2 separate regions of the Homo sapiens genome follow, and region 2 is linked to region 1. A link is an interaction called in ENCODE POLR2A ChIA-PET data of the cell type or tissue named here. Cell type or tissue: Panc1. All regions are shown on one strand. Each heading gives the region's core, and the rest is flanking DNA. Links, peaks and the distances in the headings are about the cores only.

What was found. ChIA-PET counts read pairs that join two places held together with the same protein. Peaks named below come from ENCODE experiments on the same cell type or tissue, not always from the same donor. Only the 100,000 strongest peaks of a DNase experiment are listed, where the experiment ranks them.
Region 2: POLR2A ChIA-PET joins it to region 1 with 7 read pairs; 2 of 35 experiments call an interaction of 5 or more read pairs at or near these places.

What each region holds. Positions count from the first base shown.
Region 1 is chr9:111,538,633-111,546,464 of GRCh38, reverse strand. ZNF483 (zinc finger protein 483) reads right to left here. Exons shown (of 6, transcript NM_133464.5): 6 at 1-4,808. The coding sequence ends at 3,295. Among named protein-coding and RNA genes, the nearest start is that of ZNF483, 17 kb to the right of the region's middle. RefSeq lists enhancers at 1,034-1,203, 1,267-1,436. In Panc1, for the core only: no CTCF peak of the experiment used is centred there; no DNase peak of the experiment used is centred there.
Region 2 is chr9:111,915,904-111,923,735 of GRCh38, reverse strand. It overlaps UGCG (UDP-glucose ceramide glucosyltransferase), which reads right to left. Exons shown (of 9, transcript NM_003358.3): 3 at 785-887. Among named protein-coding and RNA genes, the nearest start is that of MIR4668, 12 kb to the left of the region's middle. In Panc1, for the core only: no CTCF peak of the experiment used is centred there; no DNase peak of the experiment used is centred there; H3K27ac peaks cover 1,796 bases.

The DNA of each region.
Region 1 (7,832 bases), core at 1,248-6,247:
TGACTTAATCCAAAAGTGAATTTAAATATTTGGGTGATGGGCCAGACTGAATGTCCTGCAGGCAATTATACAGACTTAACTACTGAAATCAAGACTTTGATAAATATTATCCAACAGAGTTTGGGCTGCTCTCTGTAGCTAGTACATGGTATTTAGAAAGTTCATATTGGATAAAGGACTTATATCCAGAATAAAAAGGACTACAACACAGTATCAGCAAACTCCAATTTTAAATGGACAAAAAATCTGAATAAACATTTCACTAAGATACATGAATGGCTGAAGAGCACATAAAAGATGCTTTGACATTATTCGCCATCAGGAAAATCAAAGTTAAAACCACAAAGGAATATCATTTCAAACGCTAGGATGGGCATAATTTTTAAAAAACAGACAACAATGACTGGCAAGACTGTAGAGAAATGGGAAGCCCCACACATTACTAGTCAGAATGTAAAATAATGCGGTCACTTTGGAAAACAATTTGGCAGTTTCCTAAAAAAGTTAAATGAAAATTTACCGTATGACCTAGCAACTCCCCTCAGGCATCTGCCTAAGAAAAATGAAAACATGTCCACACAAAGACTTGTACACTAACGTTCAAAACACTTGCATACCAATGTTCAAAGCAGCATTATTCCTAACAGGCAAAAACTGGAAAAACCTCAAATGTTCTTCAACTAGTGAATGCACGAAGCATCCACATAATGTAATATTATTTATGATAAAAAGGAATAAAGTACTAGTATGTTACAACATGGATGAACTTAAAACACATTAATGAAAAAAACACAGAAAGATCACATATAACATAAAATGTACAGAAAAAGACAACTCTAGAGACACAAAGTCGACTGAGTAGTGGGTGCCTGGGATTAGAGGTTGGACGGGAGATTAACTGTAAACTGGAATAACGGATCTTGCTGGGATGATGTTCTAAAAAATGGATTATGGTAATGGTTGCACAACTCAGCATATTTACTAAAACTCACTGAATTGTACACTTGAAATGGTTTTAATGATATGTAATTTGTACCTCAATAAATTCCTTTAAAAAAAAAGTTTATACTCCAGATTCCCAATGGATACTGGGATAAAACATTGTTATGAATGTTAGGGAGTCTAAGAGTAATCATCTTGGAACAAGCCTCTTCTGAAGACTTTTACGTTATTTCTTCAACTTTCTATAAATTATATTTTTCAGAAAACAAAACTTACAACAAGTTTTCTGTCTTTTCAGAAAAAAACTTAAAACCATTATGAATGATTCTCATAATAAACATTCCTTTCATGGCTAGGATGTGATTCGTTGGTCTGCTTAGCAATAACTATGCGGACCAATTTATCACACGGCAATATTTAAACTGCAGGCTTGGGGTTGGGGAGGCACCAAAAACCTTCTCCCAGAGGTAGCATTTCACACCTACATACATTAGTCACAGTAAATGTTCCTGAGTCTAAGATTAGCATTAAGGATCGCTTTACTTCCATAAGTGAAGAGTTTTCTGGTTTAGCTCTCTTTTTATAGGAGGTGCCCACAATTTCAACTTTAGGAACTTATTTCTAGACCACTGTTGAGTCCATGGGGTTCCTCCAGAACCCTATGACCTGAAGCCAAAACCTCACTCATTCAGGGCCTTAAGTTCCTTTTTCAGTTGGAAATTATTATTCAGACTCCACCAATGAAATTTATAAGGAATAATCCACCAATACCCGTATATTCCATTCCTCTGAGGTCTAATTTCACAAAAGAAAACTTAACTGAAAATTTTTTCTGTATCAATTCTACATTCATTCCCTGAACTTTACTTGCTATCAGTGCAGTCTCTTTAGATTTTAGGGTATCTATTCTCCAAATGGTAGGGGTTATAATAGAACATTCATACAGTGGGAAAGTCAGGTGACATACATGAGAGAACTAGCTAAGTCAGAAAGTTGATTCCCCATCAAAAGGTGGCAGCTGCTACCCAGGACCAGCTGAGTGCTTTACATAAATAAAAGCCCAGTGTTGTTAGCCCTTATAATTTTTTTTAAGACAAGCTTTGTTTTTAGTATGAAATGCCCTAATTTTAGATAGTGGCAACAATGTATACACACACACACACACACACACACATGCACACACACCCAAGCAAATTGTTATAACAGCTTTTAACTGTTGCCACACAGAATGTTTACACTCCAATTGCAAAAAAATGTACTTGCTACAGGCAAAATTGTTTTAAAGTAGAATTTTTGCAAACCAAAATCCATCCAGAATAGCTCTGTCTTCAGCACATTTCCTTACCCCCAGCCCCCATCTATTTTCCTAGGACTGTTACTCTCACGGCTGAGATGGCTCAGGTGCAAGCTCTCTGGCTTCTCAGTCCTGTTGGCCAATGCCCAAAAGAAAAAGAGTTCCCTTGTCCGATTAAAATACTCCCTCAAGGAAAAGTCGTTTGAACTTCACTGACCCATTCCTAGTTACAGCATTTGAGGGATTCCTGCACGAAGTTTTCAAAAAGTATACTGCATTCTCACTAAGCTAGAAGTCCAGCATCCTAGGAACCAGGCTTGATGGAGTGTACCCGTAATGTCAGCTACTCAGGAAAGTGAGATGGAAGGATCACTTGAGCCCAGGAGTTCAAGACCAGTCTGGGCAACATAGTGAGACTCCATCCCAAAAAAGAAAAATTGAAAAAAAAAAAAGAAAAAAAAAAGAAAAGAAGTCCAGCATCCTGAATAGTGGTATTGTATTTTTTACTAGAGAAACTTGAAAGTAATGACAAATAAAAAAAAATAACTTATGTCCACAGCTTCAGAGATTATCAGGATACCAATAAAAAACTAAAAAACCAAAAAAGGCAAAAATCATTAATCCCATCCCTTCATTCTGCTGGTGACGAAAATAAAATTCTGAAAGGTCAAATGACTTGTCCAAGGTGTATACAGCAAGTTGGTTGGCAAACTGGGACAGAATCCAAGTTATGTGACTGCAGTCAAGTTCTCTCCATCACACTACATGGTAGTAGAAGAAATCAGAGAGAAATCCCCTGAAGAAAAGAGCTTTTCCAATTCGTCTGGCCTCAGAATCATTTTGCATTCTTCCCTTTCCAGTGACTTTACCAACTAATTACTGTTTACCAGTCGTTGCCATCCTTGAAAAGAAGAGGGATGAATGGGCAAAAGGATATTTTTCCTAACTGCCAATTTACGAAAGCTGCAGCTACTGATCAATACTGTAAGTTTACATCCCAGGGTTTCAGTAACTGACAATTTGAATTAAATTCCCCCCACTTTAATGTAGTTCCAGGATTACTCTGCAGAGTGAAATCCCCGATGTCTAATGAGGCCTGAATTACTTTTAAATGTCTTCTCACATTCGTTACATTCATATTCTCTCCTTCCGGTATGAATTTTTAGGTGTTCTACAAGGATTGAGCTTCGACTAAAGGTTGCACCACAATAGTTACACTCATAGGGTTTCTCTCCTGTATGAATTCGGTGGTGCTCATTAAGAGATGAACTCTGACTGAAGGACTTCCCACATTCTTTACATTTATAAGGTTTTACACCAGTATGAATTCTCTGATGACGACTTAGCAGTGAATGGGTTGGGAAGGCTTTCTCACACTGGTTACATTTGTAGGGTTTTTCTCCTGAATGAAGTCTTTGATGATAAATCACAGACGTAAAATGGCTAAAAGTCATTCCGCAATCATTACACAAATATGGTTTTTCTCCAGTGTGAATTCTCTGATGCCGGGTAAGGCATGAATTCTGCCTAAAGGCTTTTCCACATTCGCCACATTTATAGGGTTTCTCTCCAGTATGAATTCTCTGATGTTTGGAAAGGGATGAGCTATGACTGAAGGATTTTCCACAATTGCTACATGTATAGGGTTTTTCTCCAGTATGAATTCGCTGATGTTGAATAAGAGATGAACTGTCACTAAAGGGTCTCCCACAGTCTTTACATTTATAAGGTTTTTCTCCAGTATGAATTCTCTGATGTTTAATGAGGTGAGCACTTAGGGTGAAACCTTTCCCACAGTCATCACATTTGAAGGGTTTCTCTCCACTATGAGTTCTATGATGTGGTGTGAGCGATGAACTATCACTAAAAGCTTTTCCACATTCATTACACATATAGGGTTTTTCTCCAGTGTGAATTCTCCGATGTTTGGTGAGTGAGGCGCTATAGCCAAAGGCTTTTCCACACTTACTACATTTATGAGTTTTTTCTCCACTCTCATTTCCCTCATCTTTATTTAAGGCTGCTTCTTGACATGAATCTTTCCGACATTTCTCACACATAGGGGTTTTTCTCCTAGAAAGAGTTGATCTTCTAATAAAGATTATCCCACACTTACTGCATTTTTGGGACCTATCCCCCAAATGAATCTTCTGACGTTTCTGATGTTCAGTAAGAGCTGAAGAGTGACTCAGGACTTTCCCACCATCATTAGATTTCCGTGACTTTTCTCCGGCGGTTTTCTCCTTGCGGTTCAGAACAAGGTCTGAATGAAAACTGAAGGGTTTCTTGCTTTCATTATACCTCCGAGATTTCTTCCTCAAGTAGACTCTCAGATGTTTAATTAAGTCTGAAGTTTCTTTGAAATTATGTCCAAAGGGGCTTTTATCTGGGTCAAATTTCTTACCCCTACTGCCACTCCCAAGAGTTTTGTTTTGTGCGACTCTTCCTTTTGAATTTCCCTGATTACCGTGATCCTCCTCTGAGCTGCCACAATATTGCTGGGATTCTTCCATCAAGCCATGATCATCATCCCTGAGGCACCTTTCTATTATTTTATCTAAAGCTGATTCATCTAAAAGATATAAGAAATAGAATATTTCCTGTTTGCAAGAAAGGAAGCTGTTGTATTTTGGGTCTGAAATAGGAACACATTAATAACTATAAGGAATATAGTTTCGATGGTTCTCAAAAAGAGCTTTGTAAAATAGAAAAGGAAAAGGCAATATAGGGAAACAATGTAAACACATGGGTTAAGAAAAACATTGAGAAAGATGAAAAGTTTGTGCTTTATAGTTAGATGCAAGTTCTCACCCTCATTTTGAATTTTTTTAAGAGGTTTAGGATGGGCACGGTGGCTCATGCCTGTAATCTCAGCACTTTGGGAGGCCAAGGCAGGGAGATCATGAGGTCAGGAGATCAAGACCATCCTGGCTAACACGGTGAAACCCCATCTCTACTAAAAATACAAAAAATTAGCTGGGTGTGGTGGCATGCACCTATGGTCCCAGCTACTTGGGAGGCTGAGGCAGGAGAATCACTTGAACCCAGGAGGCGGAGGTTACAGGGAGCCGAGATTGTGGCACTGCACTCCAGCCTAGGCAACAGAGCAAGGCTCTGTCTCAAAAAAAAAAAAAAAAAAAGGTTCAAACTTATTGTCCCTATATCCTAACTTTTCTCTTTCCAACAATGATAGCACAAACATTTGTTGAATATTTACCAAATGCCAGGTCCCGCACCAAGCACGGTGTAATACAAGTAAGTACAATACACTGCATTTAATCTTCACAACAACCCTATGGAGTACATTTTATTACCATCTCGGTTTTATGGATGTGACAACTGGGAACACAGAGTATTAAGTAGCCTGCCCAAGGTCACATGTATAATACGCGATAGAGCCAGATTTTTAACTTAGTCTGAAACCAAAGCCCGTGCTCTTGATCCTTATATCCTATCACCTCTCCCCAAAGCAAACAAATAACACTAATTTTGTTGAAAACGTTAAATACATCACAGATATGCAGCACCACCAATATAGACTTTCAAAGATTACCACAGCTGGCCCTATCAGCCTTACAGATACACTAATCAGGCATCCATTTTAAGTCTCTCCTACACTGCTGCAGTTCCAGTACTATTCTTCTGACCTGCATACTTCCTACTACATAGAATGCATTCCCACAGCACCCTCACTATCACAAACATAAATTCAACAGGGCCTAGAGTTCAATTCCAACAATCTCCAGAGCTTTCTCCAATACCATACTCTCACTGATTACGCTATTCTCAGAATTCTGAATTCACTAATTAACTACATCCTGGCTTTTTACCATGAGGTCACACTGTCACTTTTACGAAACTATTTTTTCAACAGATAATTATAAAATACAAAATTACTCAAAATCATATTACCTAGAAGTTAACTAATGGCCAATACACAATTCTGTGTATTTCCTTCAATGTTTCTATATAGTTTAAAACAGAAAAACTGCATAATTTGTATTGTTATTCTTTTCACTTTGTATTGTTACTCTTTTATGATTATTTCCCATTTTACTGCTAATTTTTCTTTTTAAAAAATTTTTTAAAATTTTTTAGAGATAGGGTCTTACTCTGTTGCCTACGCTGGAGTGCAGTGGCATGATCACAGCTCACTGCAGCCTCAACCTCCCCAGCTCAAGCAATCCTCCCACCTCAGCCTTCCAAGTAGCTGGAACCACAGGCAGGTGCCACCATACCTGGCTAATTCTAAAAAATTATCTGTAGAGATGGGGTCTCCCTGCGCGGATCAGGCTGGTCTCTAACTCCTGACCTCAAGTGATTCTCCCACCACAGCCTCCCAAAGTGCTGGGATTACAGGTATGAGCCACTGCACGCAACTCATTAATTCTTCATAAAGATAATTTTAATTAGTGACATGATGATCATCATATAGATATAATTGTTCATTCTCTTTTTTTTTTTTTTGAGACGGAGTTTTGCTCTTGTTGCCCAGGCTGGATGCAATGTGCGATCTTGGCTCACCGCAATCTCTGCCTCCCAGGTTCAAGCGATTCTCCTGCCTCAGCCTCCCAAGTAGCCTGGATTACAGGCATGTACCACCACGCCCAGCTAATTTTGTATTTTTAGTAGAGATGGGGCTTCTCCATGTTGGTCAGGCTGGTCTTCAATTCCTGACCTCAGGTGATCCACCTGCCTTGGCCTCCCAAAGTGCTGGGATTACAGGCATGAGCCACCACACCCAGCCTCATTCTCTTATTGAACCTTTATCAAATCACACTTCCTAAAAAACAGAGTCATAAAAGCAGAATTACTAAACCAAAGGGTAGAAAGGTTATACTGCTTTAAATGACACATGAGGAGCAGAAGCCCCTGAGTACTATCTCTGGTCAAATATTCTTTAAATCTTTGCAAATTTAATGCGTAATAAATAGTATTACTGCTTTACATGTACACTGCATTGTTAGCCAGTGAGTTTGAACATTTTTTTCATGTTCACAAGCTATTTAAATTTTAAATTTTGTTGGTGATCCATTCAAGTTAGTCCATTTTCCTAACAGACTTAGTGTTCCTTATTGATTTGAATGAGGTTTTTTTTTTTTTTTTTTTTTTTTTTGAGACGGAGTCTCGCTCTGTCACCCAGGCTGGAGTGCAGTAGCGTGATCTCAGCTCACTGCAAGCTCCGCCTCCCGGGTTCACGCCATTCTCCTGCCTCAGCCTCCCTAGCAGCTGGGACTACAGGCGCTCACTACCACGCCTGGCTAATTTTTGCATTTTTTAGTAGAGATGGGGTTTTACCATGTTGGCCAGGTTGGTCTCGAACTCCTGACCTCAGGTGATCCACCTGCCTCGGCTTCCCAAAGTGCTGGGATTACAGGTGAGCCACCACACCTGGCTGAGTTTTTTTGTTTGTTTTTTAATTATTGCCATTGACTCTGCTGTATCTGTCAAAACTTTTTTCTCTGGTGTGTCGTAAATAACTTTTAAAACAAGCTGTGTATCAACATGAGGCATTTTCTTTTATGTAAGATAATTGGGGAAGGGACATATATTTATACCAGTGCTGCTAGAACTACACAAAACACTTTCAGAATCC
Region 2 (7,832 bases), core at 1,860-6,859, 380 kb before region 1:
GCTTGAACCCAGGTGGAAGGGGTTGCACTGAGCTGAAATTGTGCCATTGCACTCCAGCCCGGGTGATAAGAGCAAAAAATTCGTATCAAAGAAAAAAAAAACCAAAAAAACCCCATAAATATATGACAGTAAATAATTTAAGATAGCACATGTGAAGAATGAGCATCTCTGACCATGAGCTGATAGATTTGTAATGGTCCTGATTAATTCGTAGGCATGCTACACTTATATTAATTTTCAAATTTGCATTTTAAGCTAATAAAAAATTTAAATCATTGCCCGATCTTCAAATAGCAAAGATCTGATATCATTTTATACGACTTACTGGTTTTTTAGAGAGACCACATCAGCTCTATGTTAAAAAAAAAAAAACACTAATGGCAAACACACCTCTACAAGTCTTTCAAATAAGCCTGTAGGCTTTTGGAAAAATACCCTTCTTGTAATGTAATAAAAGTGAATTCTATCATTCACTCCAATTATAGTCAGTAAGATACAGAAAAGGCCACACATTTAAAATATTGAAGAAACAAAAAATAACAGACCCTCATGTCTGATTAATGGGAAAAATATTATTTTGTGTGTGATTTTGTTCATCTCAGATATGAAAAAAAAAAACCTTTGTTTTTATAACTTTTCTCAAAAGGACGTAAACACCTCTCAGTACTCCAACAAACATGTTTAAAACAAACATGGCTAACACCTTAATCTTCAGTTCAATGCAGAGATTACTGATACTTAATACTATCAATGGAAAATGGTTACTACAGAATTTGTTACTTACCTATAAACAATCTAGCATCAACATTTGGATATTTTCCAAGAAGCTTCTTACATACATCAATGGCTGGATCATCATGATCTTGTACACAAAGGAGCACTTCATACTAGTCAAAAAGCATTGTATGTAAATTAAATTCTTTAAAAAAATAAGCACTTACTAGCATGTATTGATTGAACAAAAAGCACAGGAAAAAACAAGCAACTGTATTATGCAAAGTTTTAAAAGAGAGCATTCACAATGGATGCAAACACTTATGATAACAAGTGTTGCTTTAATGGAGTGAAGCTTCTAATTAGGAGCCTATCTGCAAGCAGAATAAATAAGGAAGAGACTGGCAGTGCCCACAACTGCAGTCTTGCCATTCCCAGATAGGAATCTCCTAGTTAATCTCCATTAACTGGATCTCAAGCTTGTCCATGGCCATCACTACTGAAGATTTACTAACTGCTCACAGGGTGCCTAGCAGAGTAAAAAGTGACATCAAAAGGAAGCAAAATAAACACAACCTCTCTCTAGAAGCTTTGTCTCTATACTTAATATTATTTCATGAAGGTGCAACAAATTTCATATAAAATCCCATTATAATAAATTTAAAGGGCCCTTCCAAATTCATCACATGAAAAGGACAAAGTAAGATTACCCTTTTTTGTTTCATAACTTTTTGAAACAAAACAGAATTTGATTTGAATGGACATTTACGATCTTGAAATGCATGCTTAGCCTTGTAACTATGAAAATACCTACAACTTTATTTTGCCCAGTGCTATGTTTAGATTTTTAACAGTAAATTAAGAAAGGCATTTCTTAACACTTGCCCAGCTGTGACAAAATTACCCTGGGGCTGGGCACGGTGGCTCATGCCTGTAATCCCAGCACTTTGGGAGGTCAAGGTGGGAAGACTGCTAGAGCCTAGGTGCTCGAGAGGAGCCTGGGCAAAAAGGCGAGGCCCTGTCTCTACAAAAAATTTTTAAAATTAGCTGGGCATGGTGAGGCATGCCTGTGGTCCCAGCTACTTGGGAGGCTGAGGTGGGAGGATTGCTTGAGCCCAGGAGGTTGAGGCTGCAGTGAGCCGAAGACTGCGCCACTACATTTCAGCCTGGGAAACAGAGTGAGACCCTGCCTCAAAAAAAAAAAAAAAAAAAAAAAAAATCACCCTGGGGCATTTATTTTAAAAAGAGAATTGGACCCTATTTTAGACTTTTGAGTCAGAATCTCTGGGGTGATCTGACATGCAGCCAGATTTATAAAATCCTGAACTGAACCCCTAAATTTCCATTAACAACCCAACTTTTTTTTTTTTTTTGAGACAGAGTCTCACTGTCACCCAGGTTGGAGTGCAGTGGCATGATCTCAGCTCACTGCAACCTCCGCCTCCCAGGTTCAATCGATTCGCCTGCCTCAGCCTCCCAAACAGGAGTAGCTGGGACTACAGATGCCCGCCACCATGTCTGGCTAATTTTTGTATTTTTAGTAGAGACGGAGTTTCATTGGCCGGGCTGGTCTCAAACTCGTGACCTTGGGATCTGCTTGCCTCTGCCTCCCAAAGTGCTGGGATTACAGGCGTGAGCCACCATGCTCAGTCAACAACTAAATTTTTTAAGTATTTGTCCTTAACATACAAAAATACTACTCTATTATTTGTAGGATATGTATTCTAAGTAGTGATTTTTTTCCCCAGAAGTGGTAATAAATTCATGTTGACTCAATGAAGAAATTTCCTACCAAATCTTTTCTAAAACTGGTTGAACAGCCAGGCACGGTGGCTCATGCCTGTAATCCCAGCACCTCAGGAAGCCAAGGCTGGTGGATCACTTCAGGTCAAGTTTTTGAGACCAGCCTGGGAAACATGGTGAAACCCTGTTTCTCCTAAAAATACGAAAAATTAGCCAAGTGTAGTGGCACGCGCCTATAATCCCAGCTACTTGGGAGGCTGAGGCAGGAGAATCACTTGAACCCAGGAGGCGGAGACTGAAGTGAGCCCAGATCACGCCACTGCACTCCAGCCTGGGCGACAGAGCGAGACTCCATCTCAAAAAAAAAACAAAACGACGACAACATAAAACTGGTCGAACATTTTTAAGCACAGAAGGGAGGTTAATTATGTCCATGAAAACATAACAAAGCTAACTAACTCAAGAGAACGACAAAGTCTGTTATATTTACTTCCAATGATAAGCATACACAAGTAAAAAGTAGAAATAAAATGTTTATAGTGCCTGTGAGCATAATAACAATTGTTTGCCCACTACCTATAATCTCAGCAAAAACTGCCAATAAAAAAATTTGTGGGCCAGGCGTGGTGGCTCAAGCCTGTAATCCCAGCACTTTGGAGGCCAGGGCAGGTGGATCACCTGAGGTCAGGAGTTCGAGGCCAGCCTGACCAACATGGTGAAACCCCGTCTCTACTAAAAATGCAATAATTAGCAGGCATGGTGGCACACACCTGTAATCACAGCTACTTGGGAAGCTGAGGCAGGAGAATCGCCTGAACCTGGGAGGCAGAGGGAGGTCGCAGTGAGCCGAGATTGCGCCACTGTACTCCAGCCTGGGCAACAAGAGTGAAACTCCGTCTCGGGGAAAATAAAAATAAAAGAAATTTGCAGTTGATCACAAAAGAACCAAGACTAAGGTTAATGAAGAAGGTTAGCTAATAAGATTTTTTGTCAAATGAAAAACATGTTTTCTTAATAATTAAGTCGATGAGGAAAACAATGTATATTTTCCTCATACTTTCTACCTACATACTGCTGTTATTATATATTCTATCCAATATCTACCTCTAATGATGACTGACGAAAATTGCCACTCAAGAGGTACTGAAACCAACTTGACAGTTACCTGGTCTCCAGAGACCAGATAAAAATCTGAAAATGGAAAGGGCCCTACTTCTACCACCCTCCTGAGATTTCCTTAAGAGCTGACTCTAAGTCACAGAAAGTGTCAGTCAGCCTCCCATCCAGACTCTCAAAACAATATTTGGCTGAGCCACCAAAAAGGCAATGACCTTCACAATAATGATTAGAGAGGTTAAGTGACTTTTCAAACGGCAAAAGTAACAACGAGCTTTCCTACTATAGGAGGCTGCTCAGCCAGGCTTGCTCTAAAGAGTTCCTTGTTTTTCCAAACATAGCATAGTTTCTTTTTTTTTTTTTTTTTTGAGATGGAGTCTCGCTCTGTCACCCAGGCTGGAGTGCAGTGGCGCTATCTCAGCTCACTGCAAGCTTGGCCTCCAGGGTTCACGCCATTCTCCTGCCTCAGCCTCCCGAGTAGCTGGGACTACAGGCATCCGCCACCACGCCCGGCTAATTTTTTGTATTTTTCTTTAGTAGAGACGGAGTTTCACTGTGCTAGCCAGGATGGTCTCAATCTCCTGACCTCGTGATCTGCCTGCCTCGGCCTCCCAGAGTGCTGGGATTACAGGTGTGAGCCACTGTGCCCAGCCAGCATAGTATCTTTAATGGTTTTTTTTGAGACAGGGTCTTTCACTGTCACCCAGGCTGGAGTGCAGTGGCGTGATCTTGGCTCACTATAGCCTCAACTTCCCAGGCTCAAGCAATCCTCCCACCTCAGCCTCCCGAGTAGCTGGGACTATAGGTGTGCACCACCACACCTGGCTAATTTTTGTATTTTTAGTACAGACGACGAGCTGGTCTTGAATGCTTGGGCTCAAGTGATCTGCCCACCTCAGCCTTCCAAAGTACTGGTATTACAGGCATGAGCCACTATGCCCAGCCTTTAATGCTTTTTTAATGCTATTTTGTGAGTATGAGTACATATGATGAAAGGAAATGTTTATAAGTAATGCAATTCCATAAAGTACAATAAAAAACTAATCTTAGCTTTTATTTTCCCCAGCAAGAGAAAACTTTGTAAAAATATAGTACTAGAAATATACTCAATGGGAAGAAAAATGCTATACTAGTGTTAAGTAGGGAGGTTATAAGTAAGGGAGGTACAGTCTGCCTTTATTCAGATGCAAGGTTTGAAGTGTTTTTTTTTGTTTTTTTGTTTTTTGTTTTTTTTTTTTGAGACGGAGTCTCGTTCTGTCGCCCAGGCGGGAGTGCTGTGGCGCGATCTCCGCTCACTGCAAGCTCCGCCTTCCAGGTTCACGCCATTCTCCTGCCTCAGCCTCCCGAGTAGCTGGGACTACAGGCACCCGCCACTGCGCCCAGCTAATTTTTTTTTTGTATTTTTAGTAGAGACGGGGTTTCACCGTGGTCTCGATCTCCTGACCTCGTGATCCGCCCGCCTCGGCCTCCCAAAGTGCTGGGATTACAGGCGTGAGCCACCGCCCCCGGCCTTGAAGTTTTAATTTTTATTGATTACACTGCTTAAACATAATTTTTAATTAAAAACAAATACTTTCTGATTAGCCAGAGTGTAAATGAGACTCATATTCATATTATCCAAAAAAAAGTTCAGACTCAAATACATAAGATTCATTTGTTTTTGATATTGGAAATTACACCAAATTGGAGGCAGCATTCCAAGTATTTTCTAAAGTATCAGATTTTAACCAGGAATCATTTTTCAGCTATCAGCTCTGTGTCTTCACAATTTGATGAGATATTTTATTTGCTAAGAATCCCTGTATTAAAATTGTTAAATCAGGCCAGGCACGGTGGCTCACACCTGCAATCCCAGCACTTTAAGAGGCGGAGGCAGGGGAATCAACTGAGGTCAGGAGTTCAAGACCAGCCTGGCCAACATGATGAAATCCTCTCTCTACTAAAAATATAAAAATTAGCCAGCGGTAGTGGCATGCGCCTGTAATCCCAACTTCTCGGGAGGCTGACACGGGAGAATTGCTTGAACCCGGGAGGCGGAAGTGGCAGTGAGCCGAGATTGTGGCATTGTACTCCAGCACAGGTGACAGAGCAAGACTCTGCCTCAAAAGGAAAAAAAAAATCAATTCTATAATTGCAAAAAAGAAAAAAAAATCATAGTTATGACAGGTTCACTGTTAAGAACTCTGATAGTTGATTTAGGTATTCTTCACATGGCCAGAATTTACTGAAGTAAAGCCAGCAAGCCACTTTAGACGCAGATTATTGACTATTACTGCTACTGCTTAATCTCTCCCCAAATCCCTTCTACGCTGGTGACAAATGAGTGTTCAATGCTGTGGAAAATGAACTGCATCACCTTTTCATTCTTTTATGTCTTCCCAAGGAATGAGTATCAGTATAAAAGTAGACTTGTAAGATGAATACAGCGCAGAGATCTTTCAGAGCAACTAGTCTAGTCTCACCAAAATTGAAACCTAGAAATTCAGAGCAAGTACCAGTAGCAGTAAATTTTCTTGCACATGTCCAAAATTAAGTAAAATTTTAAAACTTGAAGATATGTTTTATTATTTTCCCCCAAATGGCCTATGATAGTCCCAATCGAATATTAGAAGAGAAAGTTATGTCCAAAATGAAAACATTTCCATACTCTGGTAAAACGATGTTCACACCAGGCAAAATGCAAATATGAAAGGGCACTGCGCCTGGCAGTCACGTAAATGTTTATTTTGGGTCTCCTTGACTTCTTGGTGACACAAATGCCTTGTCTGTTCATGCTCAGATATGCGTGATTTCAGTGGTTTAACTTTAGTCTCCTGTGGAACATTTGCCATTGTATTTGGTTTTCACCAAGTAAATAAAATGCTGTGAAATCAAATATTTCCCTTAGATTGCAGGTACTTTGCACTTCTCCTCTGCTTTCCAAACTTTCTATTTATACAGCTAAATATAAGTTTATAATTAGAAAATAAAATTCTGTACTAACAAAGAATAAAATAATCTGCAGATGCTATTCTTCATCTTACAATGAATGTCAAAATAGCTTTCTCCTCAACCCACTTAAATGATATAACTAAATGGAAAAAGAGCTACTACTCTAAGTGAAAACAAGAGCTCTTGAGATCATTCTAAACTGTAATTTCCAAAACAATTTTTTATTTCAATTTTTTAATTTTTATTTTTTTGAAGGTGGGGGTCTCACTGTGTTGCCCAGGCTGGTCTTGAACACCTGGCCTCAAGCAATCCTCCCGCCTCAGCCTCCCAAAGTGCTAGGATTACAAGCACAAGCCACCACGCCTGGCCAAAATCTTCATTCACAAGAAATCAGTTATGGGGTCATTAGAAATGCTCGTAATCAATGGATACATATAACCCTGGGGTTACTTTTTAAAATTCTTTCAGTAGGGCATGGTGGCTCATGTCTGTAATCCCAGCACTTTGGGAGGCTGAGGTGGGGGGATTGCTTGAGCCCAAGAGTTCAAGACCAGCCCCGGCAACATGGCAACACCCTCTACAAAAAATACAAAAATCAGCCAGGTGTGGTAGCACATGCCCATAGTCCCAGCTACCAGGGAGGGTGAGGTGGGAGGACTGGTTGAGCCTGGGAGGCTGAGGCTGCAGTGAGCCACGACTGTGCCACTATGCTCCAGCCTAGGTGACAAAGCAAGATACTGTCTTAAAAACAAAAACGAACACAAAAAACCATTCTTTCTACAACTAAACCCCTCACTGACTTCCTCAAGCATTTAAACCCCATGACTATCATCTCACAAGCACTACAACGTAAAAATTCCATGACCAATTTTAAGAGTGGTTGAATGGGGAAAGTGAAAGAGGATGGTTAAAAAACTGAAATGTGAGATTAAGTTTCACAATGATAATGCATATGACTCTAAGCTATGCTCTAAGATTCATTCATAATCAATAGAAAATTTCTTTCATTCGTAAACATTAATTCTCCTTTGCATTTACTTTTATGGAGCTTGAAAATCTCCCATTTTTCTTACTGCAAAGCTTATTTTACAATTAATTTTATTTATATCTTTCTCAATTACAAAAGGCTAAGTTTTACCATTTTTTAGTTTGAAAAAACAAGTATATACAATTATATCTTATTTAAAAATTATATATTTGATTGAAGTTAACACATGTATTTAATTCAAATATCTAAAATTATTAAGCATATAAACACACACAAACTAGAACATATAATTTTTTTGCTTCAAAACAGCTTCCAATACTCCAAAATTGGCTTCTAAACT